Regions from separate parts of the Mus musculus genome. Here all the other regions are linked to region 4. The links are chromatin loops, found by intact Hi-C in ENCODE. Cell type or tissue: left cerebral cortex. All regions are shown on one strand. Region 1 overlaps Gm765 (predicted gene 765). Region 2 overlaps Gm765 (predicted gene 765). Region 3 has its middle 19 kb from the start of Gm32646. Region 4 has its middle 4.7 kb from the start of Gm32783. Region 5 has its middle 92 kb from the start of Gm32592. Region 6 overlaps Gm32646 (a long non-coding RNA gene). Region 7 has its middle 7.8 kb from the start of Gm32646.

Evidence for each region. Peaks named below come from ENCODE experiments on the same cell type or tissue, not always from the same donor. Only the 100,000 strongest peaks of a DNase experiment are listed, where the experiment ranks them.
Region 1: it touches region 4 in a loop (2.7-fold over the local background); 2 of 42 quality-filtered maps call a loop at or near these places.
Region 2: a loop joins it to region 4, with 2.6 times the contacts of the local background. A loop is called at or near these places in 2 of 42 quality-filtered maps.
Region 3: a loop joins it to region 4, with 5 times the contacts of the local background. A loop is called at or near these places in 2 of 42 quality-filtered maps.
Region 5: it touches region 4 in a loop (4-fold over the local background); 9 of 42 quality-filtered maps call a loop at or near these places.
Region 6: a loop joins it to region 4, with 2.6 times the contacts of the local background. A loop is called at or near these places in 2 of 42 quality-filtered maps.
Region 7: it touches region 4 in a loop (2.3-fold over the local background); 2 of 42 quality-filtered maps call a loop at or near these places.

Annotation. Positions count from the first base shown.
Region 1 is chr6:98,287,211-98,291,210 of GRCm38, forward strand. The region is part of intron 2 of Gm765 (predicted gene 765); the gene reads right to left. Among named protein-coding and RNA genes, the nearest start is that of Gm32535, 31 kb to the left of the region's middle. In left cerebral cortex, a CTCF peak has its summit at 2,106; DNase peaks (open chromatin) are centred at 505 and 1,315; H3K27ac peaks cover 1,830 bases.
Region 2 is chr6:98,248,914-98,252,913 of GRCm38, forward strand. All of the region lies in intron 2 of Gm765 (predicted gene 765), which reads right to left. Among named protein-coding and RNA genes, the nearest start is that of Gm32535, 7.4 kb to the right of the region's middle. In left cerebral cortex, no CTCF peak of the experiment used is centred here; DNase peaks (open chromatin) are centred at 2,068 and 2,653; H3K27ac peaks cover 1,648 bases.
Region 3 is chr6:98,381,595-98,385,594 of GRCm38, forward strand. No RefSeq gene overlaps it. Among named protein-coding and RNA genes, the nearest start is that of Gm32646, 19 kb to the right of the region's middle. In left cerebral cortex, a CTCF peak has its summit at 1,998 (motif pointing left); DNase peaks (open chromatin) are centred at 1,237, 2,002, 3,024 and 3,775; H3K27ac peaks cover 1,782 bases.
Region 4 is chr6:98,510,930-98,514,929 of GRCm38, forward strand. No RefSeq gene overlaps it. Among named protein-coding and RNA genes, the nearest start is that of Gm32783, 4.7 kb to the right of the region's middle. In left cerebral cortex, no CTCF peak of the experiment used is centred here; DNase peaks (open chromatin) are centred at 2,498, 3,303 and 3,637; H3K27ac peaks cover 1,051 bases.
Region 5 is chr6:98,130,995-98,134,994 of GRCm38, forward strand. No RefSeq gene overlaps it. Among named protein-coding and RNA genes, the nearest start is that of Gm32592, 92 kb to the right of the region's middle. In left cerebral cortex, a CTCF peak has its summit at 2,129; a DNase peak (open chromatin) is centred at 2,128.
Region 6 is chr6:98,417,157-98,421,156 of GRCm38, forward strand. All of the region lies in intron 1 of Gm32646 (a long non-coding RNA gene), which reads left to right. Among named protein-coding and RNA genes, the nearest start is that of Gm32646, 16 kb to the left of the region's middle. In left cerebral cortex, no CTCF peak of the experiment used is centred here; DNase peaks (open chromatin) are centred at 1,982 and 2,359.
Region 7 is chr6:98,392,995-98,396,994 of GRCm38, forward strand. No RefSeq gene overlaps it. Among named protein-coding and RNA genes, the nearest start is that of Gm32646, 7.8 kb to the right of the region's middle. In left cerebral cortex, no CTCF peak of the experiment used is centred here; a DNase peak (open chromatin) is centred at 1,809.

The DNA of each region.
Region 1 (4,000 bases), 220 kb before region 4:
AAAAAGGGAGCGGAGACAAGATTGACTGATGAGTGAAACAGAACTGCCACAAACAGGCTGACAGCCAGCTGTAAGTCTCTTTAGGGCAAATGCAATTAACTTAGAATAATAGACTCAAATGTGATGGTTAGAAATGCGTTTTTATTAACAATCCCAGACTGAATCATTTTGCTCTTGTAGATAAAATGGTCCTCATATTGTGTGTGTGTGAGTGTGTGTGTGTGTGTGTGTGTGTGTGTGTGTGTGTGTGTGCATATATGAACATACACATATATGTCCCTGCATTTATACCCAGGTTTCTCACATTCCTATATGCTCTGCTTACAATTTGGGTGGAATAGTTGATTTTTAGGATAATGTACTTTCAAAAGGGAATTCATTCATAAATTGTCTCCAGGACTATAAATTCTGAATATTCTCCCAAATTACATATATAAAAATCACGCTACTTATCTGGAGCTATTAAACACGGAGCCAGTGAGCCTCGGTCCCAGCACTGCTGGTCCTTGGGGGATTTGGCATCGCAATCAGGGATTTACAGATTTCGTTCTGAAGAGGAGAAGTCATTACTAGAAACCTAAGCTCATTTCCTCTCCTTTAATAGCTATTTTAAATCATTCATTTAGAAAATACATTAACTATTTAGGGTACCAGCAATGTATTTCTCTTGGCGTCAAGTCTGCATTTTTAAAGAGTTTTTTTTTTCTTCTTCTTCTTCTTTTTTTTTCTTCCAAAATGATTTTCAAAGAAGATGGAGATCTGGGGAAGGAGGAGACCCAATAAAATTTTGTTCATATGAAATTATTTTAGCTAGTATTTTCTTTCTTCGTCGTTTAAGACAAAAACAGATTAAAACTTTAACAAAATAGTTGAAAATCAGCTAAGTCTTTTCATGTTGTAATTCTGACGGAGGGAAAAGCCCGGGGAACTGAGGAAATTCTAAACTGGACTTCGAGTGCAGTTAACGACCGGTGTTCTCTAGAAACGAATTTGTTAATAATTTAAATAGAAAGCATTTTAAATTCTGAACTACTTAATACTGATACCGACCTTACCAAGAGAAAAGGTAACAACAGGAAAAAAAGAGAGATGACAGTTAAAAATAAGTGCTGAATTTCTGCAAAGAATTTAGAAGACAGAGTCTTGCATAACACTTTGCAAACTGCTTTATATATATTTTTTCAAATGCAAAATAAGGTTCTTCCAGTTATGTAATTGCTATTCATTCAAAGGACAGCAGAAAGGTTGACAGTTTAAAATGTGTTCTCCCTGTCACCAGCCTGTGTGTTTGCACCACTTTGTCGACTGATGCTGTTTAAAACAACCTCTGCAGGAGAGGGCTGCCAACCACCATTTAGGACACTGACGTTGTTATTAGTGTGCATATGTTAGATCATCCTCTTGATCTTCCTGCCTGCTTTGTTCTTTTGATATGGCAGCACACTGAAATTGACAACAGCCTCCATTTACGTAACAATAACATGCATTGTTAAATACATATGTGTAGATAGGCAGAGAGCAAGCTCTTTTATCCCCGGAGAGATAGCAAAGTTCACTATACACTATTAGTACCCAGAGTGTATGAGGATATTCTGGGGAACACAGCAACCATTAAAAAGTACTGACAGTGTCAGGAGTCTTAGAAAAATCATATTTTGATACTTTTACACATTTACGAAAAAAGAATAAAAGTCATATTCTTGCTTATGCAGCGAAGATTAGGCTGTCCTGTTTTTCAGTAACCCAGTTATTGTTCAGTCTGCTGTGTTTCTTAGAATGACACATTATGAAGACAAAGTGGAGAGTCTCAAGATGGGAGGGTCATCAAATAAAAATACAAAATATACCTTCAAATTTGAACCTTTTCTTAATGACAAGTAGGTTTTTAGATAAAGATGCCTGGTGCTGGGATGGAGAGATGGCTCAATGGTTCAGAGCATCAACTGCTCTTCTGAAGGTCGTGAGTTCAAATCCCAGCAACCACATGATGGCTTACAACTATCCATAATGAGATCTGATGCCCTCTTCTGGGGTATCTGAAGATAGCTCCAGCGAGTGAGCGGGGCTGGAGTAAGAAGAAAACGTGTCTACAGACAGTTACAGCGTACTTACATATAATAAATAAATAAATCTTTAAAAAAAAGATGCCTGGGGCCATGTATAGGGCTTAATACTATATTTAATAACAATCTAGGTATATATAACAATATCTGAAGCATACTTGATGCTAATAATATATGCATTGTTTTTTAAATTTACATAATGCTCCATATTTTATGTTTAAACTTGTGAGCCAAACTAAGAGAAGGTACATGGCACTGTACCTGTTGGGAGCCTGATTATAGAGGGAGACAAACCCTGGTTGCTGTTGTATTCATTTTCTCTCCTTCCATTTAAAGTCCTTTACTCTTACCTTCCCCAGACATGACAATGCTCCTTCTGTGACTTAATCTTCATTTCAGCATGCTCACAGTCAGAATTTAGCACCACGTTATCAGTAAGATAGAGCTAACACTTCTTAGGCAAGTGTTCTTTACAATGGTAGGAACAGTTGCAATTGCATCCCATGTGGAAAATTAGTGGTGTCCTTTTTAAGTCTGCTCTAAAAGGTATACTCAAGAAGTATACTCTTGGATACTTCATATATCTTCTTTATCATGTGATATCTATGTTCTATTAAATGAGTCACACATTGTCTAGAAAGTATAGAATCTTTTACCCTGGGCTTCATACTAATTTTTGCATCATAAACCCAAGCTATAATTTCATTGTATTATAAAATAATATATGACAGCATATCTCTTGTAAAACTCAGAATTTATGACCTTCCCACTTACCAGTATCCAGTGTCTCCCTCCCTTAGTCATTATCATTTGACTTTATTCTGACTGTGTTTGTTCTTTGTAGAACTTGCTTCTAAAATGATCAAAATAAGAGTCTAAAGCAAGTTAATATAGTCTGTTTTTATTATTTAAAAGCTAGGAAGTTAAATGGCGAAGGAAATGGGTGAATAGGCAAGGGCTTATTATACTGAAGCACAATATAAAGAATACCAAGCCATAGGTTGTGACTTACAGTCTTCAGCATAGAATCTGATGAGACACACACACACAAACAAATGGTTGTGCAACATTATAATAAAAATATCATATGAATCTCTAGTATAAAACCTAATATCATAGCCGGGCATGGTGGCACACGCCTTTAATCCCAGCACTTGGGAGGCAGAGGCAGGTGGATTTCTGAGTTTGAGGACAGCCTGGTCTACAAAGTGAGTTCCAGGACAGCCAGGGCTACAGAGAAACCCTGTCTTGAAAAACAAACAAACAAACAAACAAAAACCCACAAAACCATAATATCATGCATCATGCATTGACACAATACATTGGAAGGACCGTTAAGAACAGATTAATTTGGCTGGAGTATAAGACTGCAATTGTAAGAAATTCCAGGAAATAGAAATTGAGAAATCAGTACATCTTAACACTTAGAGAGTTGTAAGTCACTGGAAGGAGAATTCCAAGCAGGAAAATACTTGCTCAAATTAACTGTGAGCACACTGGCAGCAGATTGAAAGAACAGTAGTAGAATGGGAGATCACTGTTGGGAATCCTGGAATCCATCATTCAACCGAAAGATAACCAAGGAGCATAAAGAAAGTGTTAATGACTAATTAGAAATGGATGGAATGCAAGATTTTCAAGAGAAGAGAACTAAAGAACTCAATATCTTGACATTAGGGGATATTGGTAAATCTAACAATTGAAGTAAGCCAGAGGCTGAAGCTGCTGTTTGATGGCAGGGTCATTATTTGTGTAAGGTCTACACAACAAAACCACTATGCAAGGGCAAGGCAAACAAAAACACACTACTGAGTAGGAGGTCAGCCTACTCAATACAGCAAGACATTTGCTGAGGGTCACCCATGTGACTCCAGGGAAAGGACATGGAGAGTAGAAGTGAATTGACTGGCCAGGAAATGGTTCAGGTAGCTTTACGG
Region 2 (4,000 bases), 260 kb before region 4:
AGTTTGAAGAGGCAAAGGGAAAGTTGAAAAGGCTCATGACCTCAATCCTTGTAATAAAGCAAAGTTTGTAAGTAGAGCCCAAACTGGACTGAACACTGGGATTCAATGTGCCCATCACAAGCACACCTTAGCAACTGGGGGGAGGTGTAGAAAAGCTGTGTTCTATCTGGCTGTTTCAGAGGGAGGCCAAAGCCGGAGGGCAGCTTGATATTTAACACAGCTACGTCTATAAACAAAGTCCTGCGATGGAAAAGGAGGAAGCCCATGAGTACATTCTTAAGCACACCCCAGGCTGGTCCCAGGGGCATCCTCAGGTGGAACTGTTGAGAGATGGAAAAGACATGCTTAGGAATTCCATTCTCCAGAGAGTCCAGGGCTTGGGTGACTCAGCAGTGCTCACTGGGGGACTTGAGGTAGGCTGACCTGACGGGAGAAGAAAACCCAGCTCAGTGTGGGAAATCCACTCTTTCTTAGTCCATGTTTATGGCCCGTTTTCAATTGGTCTTTTCTTTTACAGGAATGTGATTCTCTGAAACATCTCTAGCATCCAATCAGCTGAGAAATCTAAAGTTGCTGACCTGTTCAAAAGTTCAAATATCATTCTCCCTAGCAGCCCCACCAAATCACCATCCCTTGAGGACTTTACTGAAACTTCTCAGGTCAATCCAACCTGCAGACGAGTCTGGGAGTTCTAAGGAGTTCTGCTTTTGGGAAGGGGAAGGCAGAGAAAGATCAATCCACAGACTTGTCAATCAGGGGTTCTCAAAACCCATCCTGAGATGGCCTCTCTTTCTGAAGTCTTGAACTGGAAGAAGACCAAACAGTCTGCCACATGCAGTCCTCGTGGGCCATTTTTGTTTCTTTCCAATTTTCCAAACAGCCTTGGTTTTTGACAATGTTTAATTTTTATTCCCTTTCCCATATGCTGCTGGCTTTAAATCCCTTGGTAGTGGTTTAATCCACCCTAAAAAAGATTGGCAGAAGTAGGGGTTCAGGAAAAAACATCTATTGTTGACAGCAATTAATGTAGTATTGAATGCTGAATGTGGAAATAGAATTGGCATTACATGTTGGCAAACTCTAGGCTCCTCCAACTCAAGAAATACTTGCCATGTTAATAACACAATGATGTTGGTGATGGTCATGGTGAAAATAAGTTTACTTTCCTTATTTACTTGGATATAAAAGACATCCAACCATGAGCCACTTCCCACTAAGATGGGTATTTAAATACTGTCTTCAATTGCTTAGCCGTGTCAAGATTGTGAGCCAGACAATGGATACATAAGGGCACCTTATCATCTTCTATTTAGGAGACACTTAGTTGTAGTTTGTCTCCCTAAGCTATGATAATAAAAAAAAAAATTACTGTTTACATTGTCATATTTCTATCCTGGGACAAAATTGCTCAGGTTGAAAACGATTGCTTTGTATGAAAACACATGTATACGTGTGCCTCTGGTATGTATCGAGTTTTACATTCTTGCTGATCAAGCTCATCATGCTAAAACACCTGTCTGAATGAGTTTAGGAGACAGAGGTTGCTGCTGACTTCTTTTACGACCTGGGGAAAGTAAAAGTTAGTACTATCTTACGTGAGTTATTAGAATTAGAATTGGATTGAGCAAGTGCAGGAGAAATCTCAAGGTTTAGAACTTGGGCTTTAGTAAGTTGCCCAAGGACTCCGCTGTAGTCAACTGAGATCTGAGTTCAGGGACTGCAAAAGCTTTGTTCTTATCTTTGTCTTTTATAAATATTATACATGTCCTTAATGTATTCTTTGCCTCTATCTCAAGTAGCTGTTTTTTTAGTGGCTGAGACTACACATCAGCAATATCTCTGTACTCTAAGACTTGAGATGCATTAATACCATAAAGCCAGTCTTGCAAATAACTTAGCTCGACAGACCTCCTTTCTCTGCATGATAAATTATGGCTGATTTCTTGCACACTTGAAGAACGGCTACTGTGTGTTGTCCATTCAAAGTCAGCTCAGGAGAGAGCTGATAGCAAACCACGATGCCTATAGAGATTGCAGCAGCTCTTTGCCTAGCAGACTTCATTAACAATCAGTTCAAATCATCACGCACAGTCAGACTGCATGTAATTTAAATTGCTTTTGCACAAAGTAATTCTGTAACAACAACAACAAAAAAGTTGGATAGAGGTTACTGGAATGTAAAAACATGCAGAGAGCACAGTTTACAGCCAAGTGGTATATGATTCTCTTTTTAATTTTGCGACAACTTTTTTAAGTACAGCATTTTTTAAGTATAGCATTTTGAATGTAAGTGGTTTGCTACATTAAGCAGCCATTTGGAGCACACCAGGTTTGCACAGAGAGGATTTTATGGAGAATTTAAACTGCCATTCATAAAGTTATTTTAACTCTGTATCTCTGTTTATATTTTTATTTTTTTAATCCCCCAGTGGGAACTATCTGATGCGCATTAAAAAATCATCTGACACGCGCAGAATTCAGAACCCAGTCTGTTCAACCCAGAATTCTGACATCTGAAGTGAGTCACATTTTTTTTTTTTTTTTTTTTTTTGGTTTGGTGGTGGTGGGGGGTGAATGTTACTGACAGCTTCCTTCTTTTTTATAGCTGGAATGCTAACAATAATTCCCCCAGATTTCTCCCTTTACAGTGTTATTTGACATTGTCTCCAAAGTATTAAAAAGCAGCATGGGCTAAAAGGAGGAACACAAGGAAAAGTGGCATCCGATCCTTTGCGCGAGCTGGTATTTTAGAATTAAATAAGGAACCCGTGAAACTATATTTGGGATGTTATACATAGTTCCTGACATTAACTTGAAGAAAATAAAATTTCCACCCCTAAAATACAAACCAAAATTGGGACAAAAATTAGGAGCTTCTCTCTAGTTCTTAGAAAAAAAAAAAAAAAGATTAAAGTGTATCCTGAAAGTCACTGTAATAGAAAAATCCCTGTTTGGGTTAGAAGTAATTGTAAGAACTACTGGGCATAAACTAAGCAACAGTAAGACAGACAGTTAATTAATTTTTTATTACTGCTGAGCAAATGTTATTAATTTAATTCAATTAACATTTATTGAGCACCCACATGCAATAGATGAATCAATGTGACAGCAGCTATTCATTTATTTACTCTACATTATTAAGGAAACATTTCAGTGGTTTTCATTTTTGCTCAGTAAATGTGACTTGATAAATTTTTTGCCCAAATATTCTCTAAGTCCATAACTCAAGAAATATGGGTAACTGTTCTTCCTACCTGGCTCCTTACCATAGTCTTGTTGATATAGTTTTTTTTTTTCATTCTGTTTCCTTACAATCCTCCCCTATCTTTTTTCCCTAGCTCTTCTTTTTTATATTTATTTCTCTCACTTACTCGTTCTTTCTCCTTTAATTCATTTTTTGGTTTCTACTTACAGATCCACTCATGTAAGATCTGGCCCTTGCTCCTTCCCTCCTTTTTCCCTTCCTCCCTCCCTCTTTTCCTCCCTTCCTGCCTCTCTCCCTTTTCCCCTATCTCCTTCACTTCTTTCCTAGCCCCTTATCTAAGGTAGCATTTGTCCACACTCATAACTTATGTGTTGATTCTGTGGAGTTTGCCGCTAAATCTATGCTGTGAGCCTGTTCCCAGCCAGGTTGCATTTGCTGAGTGTAAATTTCATTTCAGTTGTTATTCATCGCTGGAGAATTCAAAGAAAAATGACAGTGTATAGTTTCTTTAAAGGCCTGTGGTCACCACAAGTCACACTCTCATGATTATAACGGATCTTTGTATCCTTTATTTTGGTTACCAGTCACATCTTTTCCATTTAACAGCCTATTTTACTAAGCCCTTCATCTCCCTGAAGTGGGTAACACTACCTATCCCTGGAGAACCCATGGCTGGATTTCTTTTCCTTGTATGGTCATTGTTCCATTTATTTAGACTTGAGACTAGTCTTTGTCTGGCCCCCTCCTTCCACTGGTAATTTAGAAGTTTCCATTGATTCCTCTTTCAAGATCAAG
Region 3 (4,000 bases), 130 kb before region 4:
AACTGAGCTTGTTGGTACAGAATGGAAATTACTGGGGTGGAGGGATGTTAATCAATAGCCCTCAAAGGGTGACTGTGCTATTACCAGAGCTGTATATTCACGGAAGACAAGAAGACTTGGGGTGTGCTCTGAAGGATTTCAAGTACATGTGTGTGGGGGTGAAACAACCTTTAATTACATAGTGAGACTATCCACTTATATTTTGGTTGATTTGTTTCCTCATTTAGTTATTGGTGCTGGCTATGCACCATGCCATGAAAAGAGTTTCCAGCCCCTCAAAAAAAAATTTTTTTTTTAAATTCAGTTTCAGGTTCTCTGATTATGTCAAAGAGAAGGTCACAATGAGGAGATGTTGGTAACATGTTCTTAGTGTGTTATTTAAACCCATTCAAACACCTTTTGGGAAACAGGACTAAAATATAAAGCTTCTAGAATTGATATGGTGTGTGGCTAGAAGCTACTAATATTTTTTTCTTTTATTATTGTCTTTCAGGGCAATGCCTGCTTATCCAAAGTGAAAATCGTTTTCTCTGCATAAATGTGATATCTCCCTTTGAAAGTCTAATATTTATTTTGTTATGTTTTCAGAAATACCATTATTTTCATAAAGTTAAGCTGTAATGGATGTGATAAAAAAATCCACGAGGATTACCATAAATGATTAAATATTTAAAATGCATCTAGTAGAAGGAAAATTAATTTTCAAAGTGAGAAAACAGTCCATGAATTGGAAACAATTTTCTGTGTTCAGAAAAATCAAGGTCCCTAAATGAAAGAAAGAACAGTTGATTCTCACTCTTGCCACGGGGTCTGCCTCTCTGAATTGTAAGTTCTAGAAGGTCTTTTGTACTGATGGGGTAGCACACTCAGCTCTTACAAACTACTGACAATTCACAACAGTCTCACCAACCATTTGTCAAAACCAGCCATCACCAAAAATTAAATTACACTAATTTCTATTTAAATAATTCCACTAGAACAGAAATACACACTCAAAACGTCCTATATTTTTGCTTCCATTTGCCCTTGAAGTTATTTGTGTCTACTGTAGGGTGGGCTGGCAGTGTGATCTCGTGATGTGCGACTGTACATCTGCCCCGCATCAAGTTCAGCGGCTTCATGTTTGAAATTTACCATGGTGTGAAGAATTTACACTGTGAAAATTGGCAAAGGCTGTGAGCCTGGTTCTTTCCTCCTGGAGAGCTTTTAACGTTTAACAGCTCTAAGTGCCGGAATGAAGGGCACTGGATGTCCATGCTCCTGACCCAGTGATCCCTAATCGATGCTTTTAGTCATTGACTAGGCCTCCTGACCTAGTGATTCCCTAATCAGTGCTTTTGGTCATTGACTAGGCCTTCTTGACAAGATGTCCTGGAGACCTCACTGGCTGGAAACAGCGAGTCATTGGACCTGCCCTGGTTGTATATGGTAGAAGCAGGAAACTGCATCTCCAGTCCCTCCTAGAGAAAGGGAATATATCTTCTGGGGTTTTTTCCCTATAAAATTTAATGCTGGCTTGCTTTTGTTTATATTAATACTTTTTCATTAGAATGTGTTTAGCAGTGTCTTGGCAAGAAGGAACACTCTTCAGAAGTTTGAGTACTTTTCTGAATGATAGAGACTTATCCTTAAGAAATCCATAAAATGTAAAGGAAGCCAAAGTAGACAGTGATAAAAATGTCAGTTGTTGAAACAGAATTTATGGCTTTGGTTTTAATACTAGGAGTGTTTTGAAAATATCTTGTCTCTTATCTTGTGCACACAGTGGCTCTTATTCAGCTGAGAGAGAGGTTAAGTGAGAAACGAGTTGGCTCGCCAAGGATAGATTTGTCCCGCCCACCCCAGCCCCCAACACACTTATACACTCATGCACACATACTCTGATGTTAATTTGATTTGAAAATGAAAAAAAAAAAGAAATATCAGGAAACATCATCATCAATTTCTCTTCTTACAGAAATGATTATTCTTGCTTGAGTGCCCTCTGCTGGAATTCCTCATATATACACATTGCCTCTACTTATAAGGACAAGCTGGAGGCCGTGAGTAACTTCACGTTATGAGCAAGACATAGGATGTGCAGAAGCCCGGTGTGCAAGATTAGAAATAAAACTGAGTTAAGCATTAAATGCAGTGGTCAAGTGTTGATTTAATTAGCCATGAAAAATAGCCACGTTTTGAATGGATCAAAGAAAACAATTACACATAATGGGCGAACTGAAAACAATCTACTATTACTGAAAGAGAGGAATGCTTTAATTAAGCTAAAAGATATACCTAATGTTAAATGAGGTGGTTACAACAGCTGCACAGGAAAGCTGTTTAGCTGCTGATTATAATATGAGAGATCAGAAGGACTGGTTAAATGCAGCTAATAAAAAGGCAACCTTATTAAATTGTATTACTATTATTTAAAACTATCTTGAGCCCTTTCCCATCTTTGGCAAGTTGGGTAGCCATATTGAAGAAAATATTTAGAAGACTCTTTTAATGTTATTTCTGATACTTTATAGATATACTGTTGGTATTATTTAGAGAAAATTATTTTAGAGAAAGCAGTGGTTACATAGCATTAAGACCTCAGGATGGATTAGGTGAGAATGTATTGATCTTTGTTAATAAGGCTTTCCAGACCCTGAAGAACACACATGAGTACCCAAGGCTGAGCTGATGGTGAATGTGAGCTTTGGGGATCCCACTGTAACATGTCATTTGGAGTAGTTTTACTATGAAGATCCTCTCTTTCTTCGGAGAAATTTGAATTAGTGAGGAAAACAGATTTTTCGTTGTACATTTGCTATTCAAAGCCTAGGGCTTTGTTGTCTTCACCGTCTTCCTTCAGTGTCTCTGTCATAAACAAGGGGATTAGAACGATGGTAGGAGATGGGGAGGGAATGAAGGGAAGCTGGAGATTTAATAGAAAGAAAAGAAAAAAATAGTTTCCCACATTATCTGATTCTATTCTTATCCTTTGTACGGCTTGGCGCTCGAGTTAAGACTCTCGTGTGCCAAGTTTCCTGAATTCAGCTCATAGATTCCGCCTTGGTTCAGTTAGCATTGTTTCCAGTGCTGGGTAACGGGTGAGGACTGTTCATTCTTTTCAATAGGAGCTGCTTACTATGCAAGCAAGTCATGTTTCTATTGCAAAAACAGTGACAGACAGACAGACAGACAGACAGACAGACAGACAGACAGACGATAGAGACACAAAGTTATTCACTAACTCAAACTAAATGTCCTCTGTCCTTTCCAGATACTTCTGCCAACAAATATTCATTTAACACATTTCTGACACTAATTTGAAATTTGAAAAATAAATCTGGAGGTAGAGTTTGAGGCTAGAAATGCAATTGGATTTAGTTTTGTGAATGCCGTAAGATAAATGCTTAATCATTGACTAAGATGCTACCATCTAACACTTCTTAGACTGGGGCATGATGAAACTTCATAATATAAATTCAGAACATTCAGATTTTTTGAGAACTTTTTGACTGCTAAGCTGCTTTAGAATTATACATTCATATTTTAGAATGAGGATATCAAAACATTATATATCGAGAATTTAACTCTGAATGAAGAAGTAAGCCCTATTTCACTCAGAGGAGTGACCCAACCCTGTGTCAATCATGGAGCTGGGACTGTAATCCTGGGATTTGTGGCTGTAAGGACATGGTCCTTAAGCACAGATGGCTTCTTAGCTAAAAATTACAGAAGTCTCCTCATGAGTCATTATCCCAGTTATATGTGAGGGCTAAGTAGAACAGTGACCACTTAGGTGCCGGGCAAACGGAGGCGCTTTTATTACATTGGCTAAATAAAGGATGCTGCGTGACATTTCTAGAGTGTGTCTCCCCAGAATTCTAATAAGTTGCACGTGCTGTCGAGACACTCTAGAATGGACTTCCCACCCCCCCACCCCCAGCATTTTAGGATACATTTTTGTTGTCTGTAGGCTATCGTTTTTTGTTCATGTTTCCAGAATCCTCTTCGGGGAAATGAT
Region 4 (4,000 bases):
GGGGGAGTGGCTTGAAGATGCAGCTCTTGTAGCTAGGTCCAGCTCCTCTGAAGGCAATGGGGGAGTATCTAGGGCACCCCTGGAATCAGAAGAACTCATTCACACTTGCATGGAGAAGACTGAGTTTCCTGTGGTTCCCAGCAAGCTTGAAATCAGAGATTAGAGGGATCTTGGGCAACAGACACAAAATTTCTGTTAAGCATCATACATGAATTCACAGGACTCCTCTCTATGTCCTCACAGTGACTGCAATTTAGAAAACATAGCTATACTGGAACATCTGTAAGGAATATGATGTTAAGTCTCATATATAGACACACACTGTAATACATACGTGAGATAGCTTTAGCCATTTCACAGTGTGTATACAGGCCAAACATGCTGAATGTGCATGAATGTATGTAGCTGTTAATTTTTTTAATAATAAAAAGGTAGAGAAATCTAAAAAAGTTTCCTTAATATGAGTCACAAGTGTATAGGTCCTTTGTGTGTGTTTGTGTGTATGTGTGTGTGTGTGTGTGTCTGTCTGTCTGTCTGTCTGTCTGTCTGTCTTCTGTCAAAAATTTAAACTTCCATTACCAATCCAGAGGTCCCAATTAAACTTTCCAAAGTACAACCTATACCCAAAGTTAAGCATTTTACCATAACAGTGACTAAGACTAAACATGCTAACCTACCGCTTAAGACATAAATCAGTTCCTTAAACCTGAGGAGTCGGGTGACTGTCTGAAACACTCAGATTGGTTATTTTTCTTTTCTCATGTTGGGTATGACAAGGAAAAGATGAGACAAATATTTGTGGAATAGCTATAATGAGGCAGGCTCTGTTACAAACATGCTCGCATACATCAGAGGTCACTGCGGGAGGCTCCTGGGGCCTGTGTGGCTGCAGATGTGTTTTCTTTGGCTTTCGCCATGCTTTAAGTTTGAATTAATTGCCAAAAAGTAAAAATTGGGAGGTTTCACATAAAAGCCCGGATTTCCAGCTTCCCGGAAAATCTGGCAATCCCAGGTCTGAGGGTTTTTTTTTTTTTTCCCCCTACTGGGGCAAAAATATACTGAGTAGAGCTGAAAGGAACAGCTGCCTGTAGAGAAAAGCAAAACTACTCCTCTTTGTCTCAAGCAGGCTCACGGTGTGTCAGCATCATGTCCCTGGCCCACTTTCCTCATCCATGGTACCCATCCAGGTACAGGATGATTTTTCCCACCATCCATTCTGAGAGCCATCAACTTCCTTGATGCTCAGTCATCCTACGGATGCTTTGTTATTGATAGTTTATTGGAAAGTGAACATAGGGGAATCCTTGTGTCTCCCTTGGGTCATACTGTCCTTGCCAGCATTGGTGTTCACATTTGAACCCTGTGGCTCTGCTCTTCCTGACTTGAGATAGTCAAAGCCATGGGCCTCTCACTGGTCAACCACACAACAGCTTCCTTCCAGAGCTTCCAATGGACGGAACAGGTACATTAAAAGTACCTTTGGAGCATACACGGGCTTGTCCATGGCCCTCGATATATATGTTAGCGGAGGACTGCCTTGTCTGGCCTCAGTGGGAGGGGATGTGCTTGGTCCTGTGGAAGCTTGATGACCCAGAGAAGGGGTACCCTAGAGGGGTGAGGTAGAGTGGATGAGGGTGGGGGAGCACCCTCTCAGAGGCAAAGGGAAGGGATATGGGGTTGGGGGCTCATAGAGGTGGAACCTGGAAGAGGGATAACATTTACATTGTAAATAAATAACATAACTAATAATAATGGGAAAAAAGTGCCTTTGAGCCCTCATGGAAAGTGACTCATCATCTACAGACCACTGACCTTCACAAATAAAAATGTAAGTACCTGTAACCACAGAGATTTCATCTCTCCTTCCTGGTCCAGATCTACAAACTGTGATGTCTTTTCCTGCTCAGGGACATGAGCTGAGCAGGGCCCTAAGGCTACATTTGAGCTGAATGGATGAAATTACACCTGAGAAAGTGACCTGGGTAATGGTGTGTGTGTGTGTGTGTGTGTGTGTGTGTGTGTGTGTGTGTGTGTGTGTGTGTGTGTGTGTGAATTGATTAAGGCATACTTTTTCCTTTGTGGTAATATCACTCTGCTCTTAGGAGCTCTTTTTATTAGTGTTTTCTTTTTCCAGCGCTGACTTTTTTAAATATATCTTTCCATAGTCCATGACTATCATAGCAACAAATAACTTCTAAGCAAGTTTTTTGTTGGTTTTTTTTTGTTTGTTTGTTTTTTTACTTTCTATCTAGATATGCATTTGCTCTTTCAAATTGAAAGCCCTTTTCTTTATTGTTCTTGCTATTTAGGTTTTAAGGGGAAATGTCATTAAGACAATGTAAACAGAAGGTAGCTGGGAGAGAGATTAACATACAGTTGTGTCATGAACCCAGGAAAACAGTGAAGCGAATCTCTCTGTAGGGATCCAACTGCATTGTTGAAAAGGAAGGCAACAAGCAGTGTGGGCTGAAGTCATGTGACTCCCCAGGAGCCAAGAAGAGAAGCTGACTCACATGGTGCAAAGGGGACTTCTGTCTCTTCGGGAAAATCAGTTCTTTCTTTTTAGTTAGCTTGCAGAGTTGCATGTTTCCATGTGGTATCATAATTACTTCAGTGTGATTGACAGAAGCCCTAAGTCTCAGGGCTCCCCCTCCCATCTATCACCCGTGCCACTGAACACTCTCTTCTCCCAGAGTCCTCTTCCATGTCTGCAACAGACCAATGCTGCATTATCTTCCCTACATCTCTATTTTAAACCTCATTCCAGGGTTATGGTTTTAAAGGGACAGAGCACAGAGTGCAAGGGTGGAGAAAAGGGTAGGGAAGAAAAGCGAAAGTTGGAGAATAAAGACGAATTTTAATGCAACTCAAGAATGAAAGACTCCACCCACCCACTCCTCCTCCCACAATATATTGAAGGAAAGAAAATTGTCAAACAATGTTTAAAGGTGAAGGAGAAGAAGAAGAAGAAGAAGAAGAAGAAGAAGAAGAAGAAGAAGAAGAAGAAGAAGAAGAAGAAGAAGAAGAAGAAGAAGAAGAAGAAGAAGAAAAGAAGAAGAAAAGAAGAAGAAAAGAAGAAGAAGAAGAAGAAGAAGAAGAAGAAGAAGAAGAAGAAGAAGAAGAAGAAGAAGAAGACTGTAGCAAAGCTATTCACAGGGACTACTTGTGGTGTTGGAGATTTGGGAAGAAAACCCAGGATTTTTGGACATCGCTCAAATGCAACAAGAATAACCCAGAAGACACTGTGTCTTGATCATTCAAAATAACATGAGTAAGCAGTAGTGGGTGGTAAATATCCTGAACTCAATGCTGGCAAGACCTGACTCCGTAGCCATCCACAAGAGAGAAAAATCCTTTGATGGAAAAAGTAAGGACAACGGAAGATTTGGGGAATAAATAAATGAATAAGTGCCTTTGAGAAAGAGTGTGTGAAGAGCACAGTCAGAAAAGAGGGAACAAACCTTCCCCAACCCCGGGTCCCCGCCAGCTCAGCATCTACTCCTTCCTCCTCAGTTAAATGAACTGTTAAAAGGCGCAAACCAAAGCTGCAGCTACTGCGCCAAAAATAACTTGGGAGTTGGGGCAGATGGCTCCACCTCTCCATCTGATCCCAGCACATCCATCACCTCCCCTTCACTCACTTGCAGGGCCACGGAGGAAAGCAGGCTCCGGGAACAGCCAACAGAGCAAGAGAAGGCTGGAGAAGCCACTGTGCTTGGGCTGCCTACATAGCCTTGTTACTAATGCCAAGGTAGACACCTCTGCTTTCAGATTTGCAGGAGTGTGCTGGAAGTGAAGCTGCCTTCTTTCTCACTAACACGCATCCCTTGCTGGCTGGTAATGTGCCTCGTGGAACATTCGATCTGGGAATGTAAGCATCCATCACACAGTCCTGAGGCTGCCGAGATTAAAAGCTAGTGAAGGGGAAAGGACCCACATTTGGGGAATGACATGAACCATTGAGCCACTTTCTCAATCACTTGGGGTGTCTTTCCTATGA
Region 5 (4,000 bases), 380 kb before region 4:
AGGAGATGTTTTTCCAAAAAGCTAAACAAGAATAGAGGAGTGTATTAAGAGGAAGCTAAGAGGAGTCTGAGCAAAAGCTATAGTAATACTATTACTATACTATGAGTCGGGTTCCAAATGCTTACTGTGCATTCAATGTCTACAACTTTATTGGAAAAATGAGAGTATTAATCCCAGGTATTTACAATGAAACTTAGTCAAATGGAGAATAAGCAAATTTATAGATGTTCTTAGACTTAGGAATGAAAATTAGGGTTCGAACTTAGAATATGTGTACTGACAACTGCTTCCCCAGCCCAAGGTGATATGTTTTATATACATAGAAGCTGGACTTGTTGTATCAATCAGGTTTCCATGACTATAGTAAGATATCTTAGATCTGATTGATACACCAAGTCCAGCCATGGTTGATCACACTGTTCATCTTTGAACAATGTCTCTGGTGATCATCTTCATATACATTAATAAATAAAATACAATATAATGTATTATACATCTCTCTACATTTGATGTGTGTCTGTCTCTCTCATTTGTCTCTGTCCCTGTCTGTCTGCTTCTCTCTCTCTCTCTCTCTCTCTCTCTCTCTCTCTCTCTCTCTCTCTCTCTCTCTGTGTGTGTGTGTGTGTGTGTGTGTGTGTGTGTGTGTGGCATTTGTGTATGTTCAGGTGCTCTTTTGTGTGTATATGGAGGCCAGTGGTTGACTTCTGGTATTTTCACCTAATGTCCTTTACCTCACTTTTTGAGACAGGGTCTCCCTCTGGACACAGTTTGCTATTTCAGCTAGAATGGCTTGCCCATAGGTCCCCAGGATCTGCCTGTTTCCTCCCCCTCACTAGCACTTGGGTTACACATATCTACTGCCATTCCTATGTTTTTGTGTGAATCCTGAGAATCTGAATTCAGGCCCTTACACCTACACATCCAACTCTTTAATTATGGAGTTCTGCTAGCCCTGAAGAACTGTCAAGATGACTTCTTGTCATTGGTTCCTTTTTTATGCCTATTCCGGTAGTGCCAGAGTTGGAATGAGGACCTTCCGTGTACTAGGCAAGAACTCTACAAATGAGATACAGTTTCAGCCCTTGCCCTAAAGACCTTGCAGTAGGCCCTGTATCTCAAAGTCTCTGCTAACTCCCAAGAGCATGTAACTGAGAACCAATCCTTTTACTCCTAGGCCTTTTGGGGACATTCTCCATCCAGATGTTAGCTCATAGACACTGGAGTCCCACTGCCTTCAAGGGCTTTGACTTGTCCATAGTGACAGTGCCCATGTGGGTAGTACCCATAGTTTTTGGATTCTTTGGATAAAGAAGGTAAGATTTTTACAGGTGTTTAGGTCAAGGGTAAACACTCTCATTAAGTATACTTTTTTTCCCTAATAGTAATTGTGGTGAGCGTGATATTTTTTCAAAGTACTGTTCAGAAATAACTTCCGCTCACATGGGCAGAGCTGACGGAGTATGAGGACACCTTTCCAGCCCCGCATCTCTCTCTTTTGATAGACAAAATGCTTCTATTAGGCAGATGGCCGGGTGCATGTCTCCATTTTGCTGGCTTCACTTTTCATGAATGATTTCTCATTATAGGAAAGGAATATCCCATAATAATGAAAAATTGACAGTAGCTATTGATTAAATTCGTTTTCAGGCTCTTTTCTTGAATCTCTCCCATTAGTTAAATATGAACACCTCTGAGATAAGTCTGGGAGGGTGAGGGCAGGTGAGCTGGGTTAATGCTGTCTTCTTCTTTTTTAAGAACAAAATATTAGCATTTCATTTTGTTTTGCTCAAGCTCAATCTCTCTGAAAGATCAAGGGAAGAGAAAAAGTTACCCAATTACTGGCAAGAGATTATTTTCTTTCTCTCTGGGACATATGAAAAGCTTTGGATGGCAAACACCATCTGAGAAATGTTCTTTTTATTTTGGTAACTTAGCATCTCCAGAAAAATAGGTTAATTGGTTCAGAGGCTTGCTCCTACTGTTAATGGCATTTAGCTTATGAATCTGAACAACTGCATCTAAAGACAGAATGTTCATGCAATCGATATTCTGGTTGCTAAGTGTGTGTTTTGAAGATATCATTTGAATTAATTTATTCAAAGCCAGCTGGTGTTGTTCTCTGTCTAAGCTGTAGGGGGAAACCTCACCCCATGTCCTGTGAGAAGAGCCTGCTTTCTGCATTCCACTTGCACACGGTTATCTAAGTTAGTACTTTTGATATTTCTTAAGTTTTTTTTTTAACATTATGTAGAACACCACATAATTGCAGAAAAGATAATAGTCACATACCCTAGGGCCTACTGTACACTTATGTTAAAAGTACAGCTTTTATTGGCAACTAAAGTAATAACCTTTCCATGTCAAATTGCTTTAAATTAAACTTAAAAAAAAAACCCCACAACACTAGCTGATACCCACACTTAGTAATTGTCAGGCGTTAGCATAACGTGGAATACAAAAGCTGCCTAAATCTTAGCTTTCAAAATAATTATTTACTTAGATAAATTTTGAAGGCAGTAGCATATTCAAAGTCTACCTGCCTCAATTTCTTCAAAAAGAGCAGGATCAATGTACGTATTAATTTTATAGTGAGGCTTAACGTGTAAGCGGAACTGTAGCTCAGGTTAGTCTCTAAGAAAGGGGTCTCTGGTCATCTTTGCTTATCAATCTATCATCCCCTGTTTACAAACGGGATATGTCGGCAGAATGCCTTGCATGCCTTTGCCTATTGTGCTAGTCATTGGGTGACCTAACCCAGAGTGGAAAAATACAGGGGCTCCATTTTGATTAGGCTGAATATGGACTGATCAAATTTCTCACCCTTTCAAGGCACTTTGGTGGAGGGTCCTCATGGCTGTGTGTGAAGCACTCAGGCAAAGGTTATGGCGGGCTTTCACACTATGTATTTGTACCTTCTAGATCTTTCCACTGAATCAGAGAGCTCTAAGCAGTAGCAAGTACACAGTGGTTTCAGATAGCTGGGGTTTCACAAGGTCTTTTGTGAATTTGTGTACCATTTGGGCACATCTGCCTTCTAAACCCAGATGAATGTCTTCAGACTTGGTGATATAGACAGGGTCAGAAGTACAACCTTATTGATGAGGATCAGTTAACTTACTCTTGGCTACTGATCCAAACTCAGTTCACGGAGACATTGCGCAACTGCCTTCCACATTTGGTGGTCAAGCCATATTGAAAGCAACCACTCCAAGGTTGAGTAAGGAATCTTGAGTTATATAGTCTGATAAACCCAAGGGCCTCTTGGGACTGCTGTTTATTGGTAATGTCTGGCAACATTAGAAACAGAATACATGGTGATGTCTCCAGAAATTTCTTTGCTGTTAGAGACTCATAGGACAAGCACACCACAGATTCATCATTCTAATCTGTATTCTTCTCTGAAGTCTGAAGATGGTGAACTAAAGATAGCTAAAGCTATGGGCTTATCTGGAGGAAATAACAATCTTCTATTGTCAGTTGAATGTCATGTGCCTGCCTGTTGGGACCCTGTCTTTTGTCTACATTAAGTTTCTGAATGAAGTAAAAGAGGTTAGAGAGCTTTTAGAAACTTCTTCCTCACTGAAGCCATAATGCCAAAGATGAATCTAAGAATAAAGATTTACACCAGCATTCATTCTGCAACTTCACTTTGATTTGGAAATGACCCTCTCTAATCTCTACTGTCTCATATGCAGAGAAATGTATGCTCTGAACAAACAGTATGGTTGGAGAGATGGAGCAGTTGGCATATCCCCTTTTGTATGCATCAGGGCCAGATGCTGATTCCTAGAAGTCACATGGAAAAGCCCAGTATGGGAGGATTTATAATCTCATATTCTCAGTGCTGGGCAGGTAGAAATAGGTAGATTCCTGGAACTTGCCAATTACCCAAGTTCCAGATCCAGGAGAGATCTATTCTAAAAACACAAGGTAGGCTTGAGGAATGATACCCAAAGAATGATGCCTGAGACTAACCGTTAGTACACACACACACACACAC
Region 6 (4,000 bases), 94 kb before region 4:
AGGACTCTGAAGTCTTGTCTTCCTACATGTGTGGCAAGCACTTTGCCCACTGAGCCATCTCCAGATCCAAATGTCAGTTCTTTAGAGTCAAGATGTGAATATTGCTACATACTAAATTTTATATTCAATTCCTAGCTTACTAGCATATCAGAAACAATTTTAATGTATTTTATAAAATTCTTTTTAAAAAATTTTATTATTTTTGGAAGATTTCATAAAGTTTTAATCATTCTTACCCTCTCACTACTTTCATATCTACTTTCCTCACTCTCACCACACTATCTGTCCAACTTTGAGATTTTTTAATTATTTTCTTAATGAGTCCAGTTTGTGTTGCCAAACTACTCTTGGGAGTGGGGCATGCCCTGGAGTGTAGCCAACCACATTATTAAAACTGACTCTCCTTTTTCCAGAAGCAACTAAATGCCAATAAGTCCTCAACTAGGAGTAGGACTTCCTGCCCCACTTTCCCACTCTGTGCTAGAATTTTGTCTGGTTTGAACTTGCACGGGTCTTGTGCATGTTGTTACAGTATTTGTGAGTTTGTATGTGCACCTTCCCTTGTGTCTGGAGAACACATTTTTTTCTAGAAGTCATCTACCCTTTCTGGCTCTCACAATCTTTCTGATCTCTCTCGCAGAATGATCCCCAGCTATGGAAGGAAGGATGTGACATACACATCACACTTCCTTAGAATACTGATTTTTTTACAATGATTTTAATATTTCAAGAGAATATATGTGTGTATATACATATATACATATATCTGTATATGTATATACACATATATACTTTTTAATGAACATTGGATGTGTCTATACACACATGTGTGTATGTGAAATTATTCTATTTCACTTTTACATGATCCAATTTTCTTAGAAAAAATGCTAAAAGCAAAATTATTGAATCCAAAATATAAATATCTAATATGTATGATCCAATTACCTTTAAGAAACATGGTTCTAATTTATGTCCTCAACACTGGGGAAAGGCGAGTTCATCTGATAGTCTTTACAGCAGAATAATTTGTTATAACGTGCTGATATATTAGACAAAATGTAATACTGTAATCTAATCTTTTACTTGCCCATTTTTATTATGAGTAATAATCTTGAATGTTTATTAAGTCCAATTTTCTTAGCTTTTCTGAGCTCCTAGCAAATATTTATGATTTTATCTCCTTCTTTGTAATAGTGATATCGTTTTTCTTTTTTGGATTATCCAGAAATTCCAAAAATAATATTAAATAACAGTGGACGAAGTGACCGTTGCCTCAAAACAAAATTTCTAGAAGTCCATCTGTGATGTGCACCACTTAGACAGGATCATCACCTGGGGAAGATGATAGGGTTTATAAGCAGATAGTAACAGAAGAATGAAGGATCGTTCTAGCCCATGAGAGATTTGGATATGTTTGCCACGTAAAAAGAACATGCGATTTCCCTGTGTTGATTTCATCCTGGAGTCATCTTTACTGATTTCTTCTGGGAGTGAATAATGTTTTCTGTGTGTTTTTAGACTAAAGTAAATTAGCCTTTTCATCCAAAATGGATTTGAAGTGATTTTGTAGATCCTATCTTAACATGTATTTCTAGCTGTTTTTTGATTTAGAAAATCTGGTTTCTTTGACAAATCAGCATGTAAAATTCTAAAGTAGTGTCATCTTTCTTAACAGTTCAGTCAAACACAGCACATGCCTAGCACTGAGTTCCTTTCCACAACACACATCTTTGTGTTCCTTAGCTCTGTGTGTGTGTGTGTGTGTGTGCACGCATGCAGTTTAAGTAGCTGGAGGAGTTTCCTGAAAGAGTCTCTTTCTGTATTGTAAGCATACACCATAAAATGGGTTTTATGTGACCGGAAGTTGTTCTTCATAATTTTGGGTATCCTAAAGATGTCCTGTACATTTTATGCTCATCCCTTAGATTTTGACTTTTCACTTCATCCGCCACATAGGGAGTGCGTCGTTGAAAAATGTAAATGCTGGATGTTCTGCTCAGACACACATAAATTTAGATTCCTTTTGGAATTATTACAGCTATCTGTCAGCCTTAAAGCTTTGGAGCCAAAATTCTCTAATTCCAAAATTACGAGCCTGTGATAAAATGTGGTTTATATTGCTTTGTGGAATGTCGACCCTTATGTACACTGTTAATAGACTGAAAAAAAATAGACACAGGCTAATGAGAAGTCGACCTTAATTCATTTTTCTGCAAGCCTTTGAAAATGTGACTCTTTGCCTCATTCTGTTTCAAAGCTTGAAGCATCTGAAGGAAACTATATGAACCTTGCATTTTTTTTTAGACTTGGGAAATTTACAATGGAAATAGACACTGAACTGTTTTTGCTTGGATTAAGCAATCATCCAAAACTCCTTCTCTATCGCGTTTCTCCTTTTGCTGGTTGGCAAGCCCATCCCCTCATTTTCCACAACATCCTCAAAGTTAATTTCAGGTTTTAGAGGGCAACTTTACCACATGGCACATTCGTATTCAAATTTGAGTTGTATCCTCCAGGGCAAATTGTATACATTTCTGAACATGAAGTTTCTTAAGTGTAAGATAAGGCTGGAAGTATGAAATAGCTAACAAAAGAAGCAAAACTTGGTTCTGTGTGAATTAGTTGTATATCAGTCAAAGCCATAACGCCTGCAGGTAAGATAAAATTGTAAAGAGACTTGATTTGACAGAGAGAATGTTCCTTTGAGATTTGAAGTGGTGAAGTGCTTGCTCAGCATTTGGAAGCCTGGGTTTGATCCCTGGTTCAGCCCTCCATCAAGGAAAGGGGAAGAATTGCGGGTGAAAATGATTGAAATATATTATATTAAAGTCTCAAGGAATGAATAAAATATTTTCAAAAGCAAGAAAAAATAAGTTCATCAAACAAATATGTAGTGTTAGACATTGCACACCAATATTGCAAGACGTCAGAATTTGGGACATGAGTCATTGTCACTGTTATTTAGAAAACGTTAATCTAGGGAAAGTTGAGGGAACTTGCGGAAATAGTCATTTAGAATCTCAAAAGAGACTTTGTAACTCTCCAAGCCTGGACCCCAAGTCACCAAGGCTGCTCCAAAGCCTTACTGTTTTTCTCCTTCACTCTTTGGTTTCCTTTATCTTTGCCGTGACACCCCTTTCTTGTCTGCACTGACAATTAACATATTGCGGTAAGCCCTCTTGCGGTAAGCAGAAGTTTATCTTCCATCACACACTGGAGTCCAAGTAGACAAATGTGTTTCTGGAGAGCATTGGGGATCATTGTGTAATTGAAGAGAGAAGAGTTGGAGGGAGACTGAAGTTCACTGTCTGTGCCACCCAGTAACTGTGTATGCATTGAACTGAGCAACTGAGTGACGCTAGGGAACGTCTGAAACTCAGAAGGCAAATTTCCCTTTCAGCCCTTGCCTGATTCTTGCATCAGGCAGTCTCTTGTACCCCAGACCAATGTTCTTTGGATAATAAATGAACCTTAGGAATTTGAATAGAATAATTCTGTGATCGACTTGTTGTCTAGTGTTTTCTCCAACTAACAAAAAATAAGCATGCACTATAACTACTAATCAGCTAATTTTTTCTTTAAAAAACTTAATTATATTTACTCACTTATGTGTGAATGTGTACGCAATCTAATATTTTTCATGTGGGCATGTGGACTCAAGGACAACTTGAGGAAGTTTATTCTCTCCTTCCACCTTGTAGAATCCAACTCAGGTCACCAAGCCAATCCCTTTACCAACTGAGCTATGTTACTGGCCCAGCTTAAGAAAAAAAAATTCATTGCTAATTCCTAACTCTGATTTTTCCATAATTTTCTTCTCAGCTTTTCTCCTGGAATAATTTTTCCTACTTATTTTCTCTTATTTTCAATTCAAAAACATTAAAAATGTGGTTACAATTTAGTTTAAGGATCATTTCCTTGCTCAAAGAATTATACCTTTTTAGCTTAGGTTTCCTTTTTGAAAAAGCTCAAAGCAAGTTTATTGACAAAAATCTTTTTT
Region 7 (4,000 bases), 120 kb before region 4:
TATTGTTGAGATTTCCTGGGTGCATCCCACCCCGGCCCTTGGGCTTTCTGCCCTATATCACTGGTGTTCCTGAGCCTTGGGTGCAGATTTCAGTTGTAGATGAACCAGTTGGGCAGAACCATTATATAATGAGATGATCCCATCAAGTGCCACTTTCTGGCCTTCCGCTTGGCAGTTCATACATTTCCAGACTTACTTGACCTGATTCTTTTTGTGGGGGGCGGGGTGGTTTTGTATGTGGGAAATTTACCTAAAACTGCTTTGTCACATTCTCCATTTATTGTTAGATCTTTCTGACCACTTGGATTTTCTTTATTAATTTGTACATAATAAGGTGTTTTCTTTGTGTTGTTAAACTTGATAGGTTTTGAACAATACAGTTTGTCATATACCTGCTACTACAGTATTGTGCAAGGTTGTTTTGCCACCCTAAAAATTCGTTGCTCTCCATCTTTTTCATCCTCTATGCCTTCTCCCATAAACCTGAGCAACTCTGATCTTTGGAGTAATTTTGCCTTTCCCAAAAGTGTGGTGAAATTGGAATCATCAGATGTGTAGCCTTTTCACAATGGCTTGATTTACTTAACAACATCAGTTTAGCTTTCTCCCATGTCTTTTGCTTTGTACCAGATGAGTCATGTCATGCTGTCACCTAATGATATCATGTAGGGTAGGTGTACTAATCTGACCACCTATGGGAAAGCATCTTGGCAGTTTCTATGTTCCAACAATTATCCAACAAGTCAATCATAAAAATATATATGTAAACATTTATATAGACATCACTTTTAAAATAAGTCAGATAAACACCTATAAACAGAATTGCTGGATCAGATGTTAAGATTGTTTTCAATTTTGTAAAAAATTGCCAAACTGCTTCTCAGAGTGGCAGTGCCATTCTGCATTCCCCTGGGGAGTGAAGTGGAGCCCTGTGGTTCTGCAACCTCAGTTGTAAAAATAAGATCACAAGTGATGTGCTCTTAGCCTCTCACCTCTCTCTCTCTTTCTCTCTCTCTCTCTCTCTCTTTCTTTCTTTCTTTCTTTCTTTCTTTCTTTCTTTCTTTCTTTCTTTTTAGTTTAGATGTTAACCATTGTACATATACATGTAGTATTTCTTACAGTTTAACTTGCATTTCTTGACTTTAAGAATGTTTAATATCTTTTTATGATTTTATATCCTTTCTGTAAATATTTTAATTGAGGTTTAAGTTTAACACTTTGGCTTGTTTAAAAATTAAAATGATATCTTATTGTTAGTTTTAATGCATATATATGTGTGTATATATATATATATAGATAGATAGATAGATAGATAGATATAGATAGATATATGAATTTATATGCTTGGGCATAAGTATCCCATTATATACATTTTCTGCAAATATTTCCAAAAGCTGAAATTTATGGTTTGGGGGGGCTTTTTAAAAAGTTTTTTCAAAAAAAAATAAAAATAAAAATAAAAAGTTTTTTCATTTATAATTTGAATATTTTTTTTTCAAAATTTCCCCATAACTGTGCCTTTGGTATTTTATTCAAAGTCATGGTTGCATTGGCTCAGCTAATGTTTCCTTCTTGAGGTCCAAAAGCTTGTACTTAGGTGTATTATATGTTTGGACTAATATTTCTGAAGTTAACATCTGCATCTCATTTTATTTGTGTGCACACAGGGAAGCACCCATCTTCTAGCAGCATTTGCTGGGATATTTCTCCTTTTTAACTGAATTCCTTTTGTGTCTTCATCATCTCGAACTGGACTGTCTTTGTTTGGCTCTCTCAATGAGCTCTTTGTTATGCCCTATTACTCCCTGGGTCTCTTCTCTCACTAGTACCATGACACTAGATCAATGTAGTCCTGTGCCGAGTTCTGATATTGCAGTGTCGAGTCACCCAACTTTCTTCTTCAGTACGGCATTGTCAGCCCAGTCGATTTTCTTTCTGCTGGAGAAACTTCAGCATCAGTATAAACATTCACACAGTTGCTTACTAATTTGTTTCTGGAGTTATGATGAATCTATGAATCCGTTCTTCAGAGAGGTGATGTTAAGTCTTTCAATCCATAGACACAGAATATCTTTCTATGATTTAGATCCTGTTTTCTTTCACCGTGGTTTTGATGCACAAAGGGTTGGGAATACCTTGTTAAATTTAAGCCTGTGTATATCTGGTACTATAACCAGCATCAACTACAGAACCCAAGAGTGTCTGTCTCTACATGCGGTCATCCCAAAACTCTAGATGTGGAGGTTGGAGAATAAGGAGTTCCAGGCCATCCTCTGCTCCATGGTGAGTTCAAAGCTAGTTTGGACCATAGTAGACCCTGTCTCAAAATAAATAGTATATTGTTTCCATACTTTATGGACTTATTTATTGGGAAAGCGTAGTGCATATTTGTAAAGCAACTGATTTTTCACATAGTAAACGGGTATTCCAGAGCCTTGCTGTCTTGACTCACCAATTCAAAAAGTATTTGGATAGAATATTTGAGATTTGCTAAGTGAAAAATCATTGTCCACTAATAAAGGCAGTTTTTCATCACTTTGGATTTTTTTTTTTAATGATTGAATCTCCCTCTATAGCCCATGCTTATCTTCAAACCATTATGTAGCCAATGGTGACTTGAACTCAAAGAACTCCTTTGCTTCAGCTTCTGAAGTGCCAGGATTACAGATGTGAGCCACCATGCCTGGTTCTACATTACTTTACATATCAGAAAATGAAGAAGGCGATTTTAGAATGTGGCAGAAAAATCATCAATTTTCAATTTGCTAAAAACATAGTTGCTGCTATTAAGGGCAATCTGAAATATCTGCATACGTAATTTTGTCATCTTGCACTAAAGTACATTTTTGTCTTCATTTTCAAGCCATGGGACTTATATGCTCTTCTTGTCTTATTTCAGTATCTAGGACTTCATAGACATCGTTGAATAAGATTAGAGAGAAACGAGAATGTCTTCACACTACTCCTAATTTTAGGACAGTGAGTCCAATTTCCCGTTATTTGTTCTGCTTTAGCTTCAGGTTTTTGCACCTTTACCATGTGGAAGAAGTTTTTCTCTGCTCTAGTTTGCTAAGGACTTTCAGTATGCATAGGCTTAAGTCCTGTAAAATTCTTTCTTCTGTACCAATCAATATAATTATGCAATGTTTATTCTTTAATGTGTTGGGTAAAGCGAAATAGTCTTACTTTTATTTATTTTATTACTTTTAATTATGCATGTGTAGGGGGGCCTAGGTTTGTGCATGTGCAGGGTACCTAGGGATTTCAGAGACTTTGAATCGCCTGGAGTTAGAGCGAAAGGCCTTTGTGAGCTGTCTGACATTTGTACTTGAACTCGGGTTCTCTACGAGAGCAGTATGCTCTTCTCCTCCCAGACCTATCCCTGCAGCTAATATTGAGATTTGACTGTTAGATTTTCTAGGATGAGTTCGCAGTTGGAGATGTATTTTGTAAATATAAATCTATCCATCACGTAGCTTGGATTTCTTATCCTTCTTGATAAAACAAAACAAAAAATAATAATTTTGACAGAGTTAATTTTATGTAAGCTCCTATAGCTGATCTTGCATATCTTAGCCGTTGTTCTAGTCATTATATTTTTATGTCATGACTTTAGCAGATTATGGCTGTGGTCATTCATGAGGTGAAGCATAACCGGCTTTCTTTTCAGGGCTATTCTCACGCTCTTTTTCTTAGTGGTGTCTAAGTACACTCAGAACCATATTAAACACTGATGTAATTTTTCAGCTGACAAACATAATTCAGAAACTGCCTTGTCCTAACTTATTTATTCTGTCATTCTTCTTTCCTTCCTAATAGCTCACGATTCTTTCCCTTGTTTGCTCTCTATTTATCAGCCTTTCTTCAGTCAGCTGTTTTACAGCAGGTCTCCTGATAAAACCAGGGTTTTATTTTCCTTCCCCTGTGAACATCTTAGTGCCTGATATCTGATAGCAGAAATCTCTACTGAATAAGGAACTCAACAGTTCTTTTAAAAACA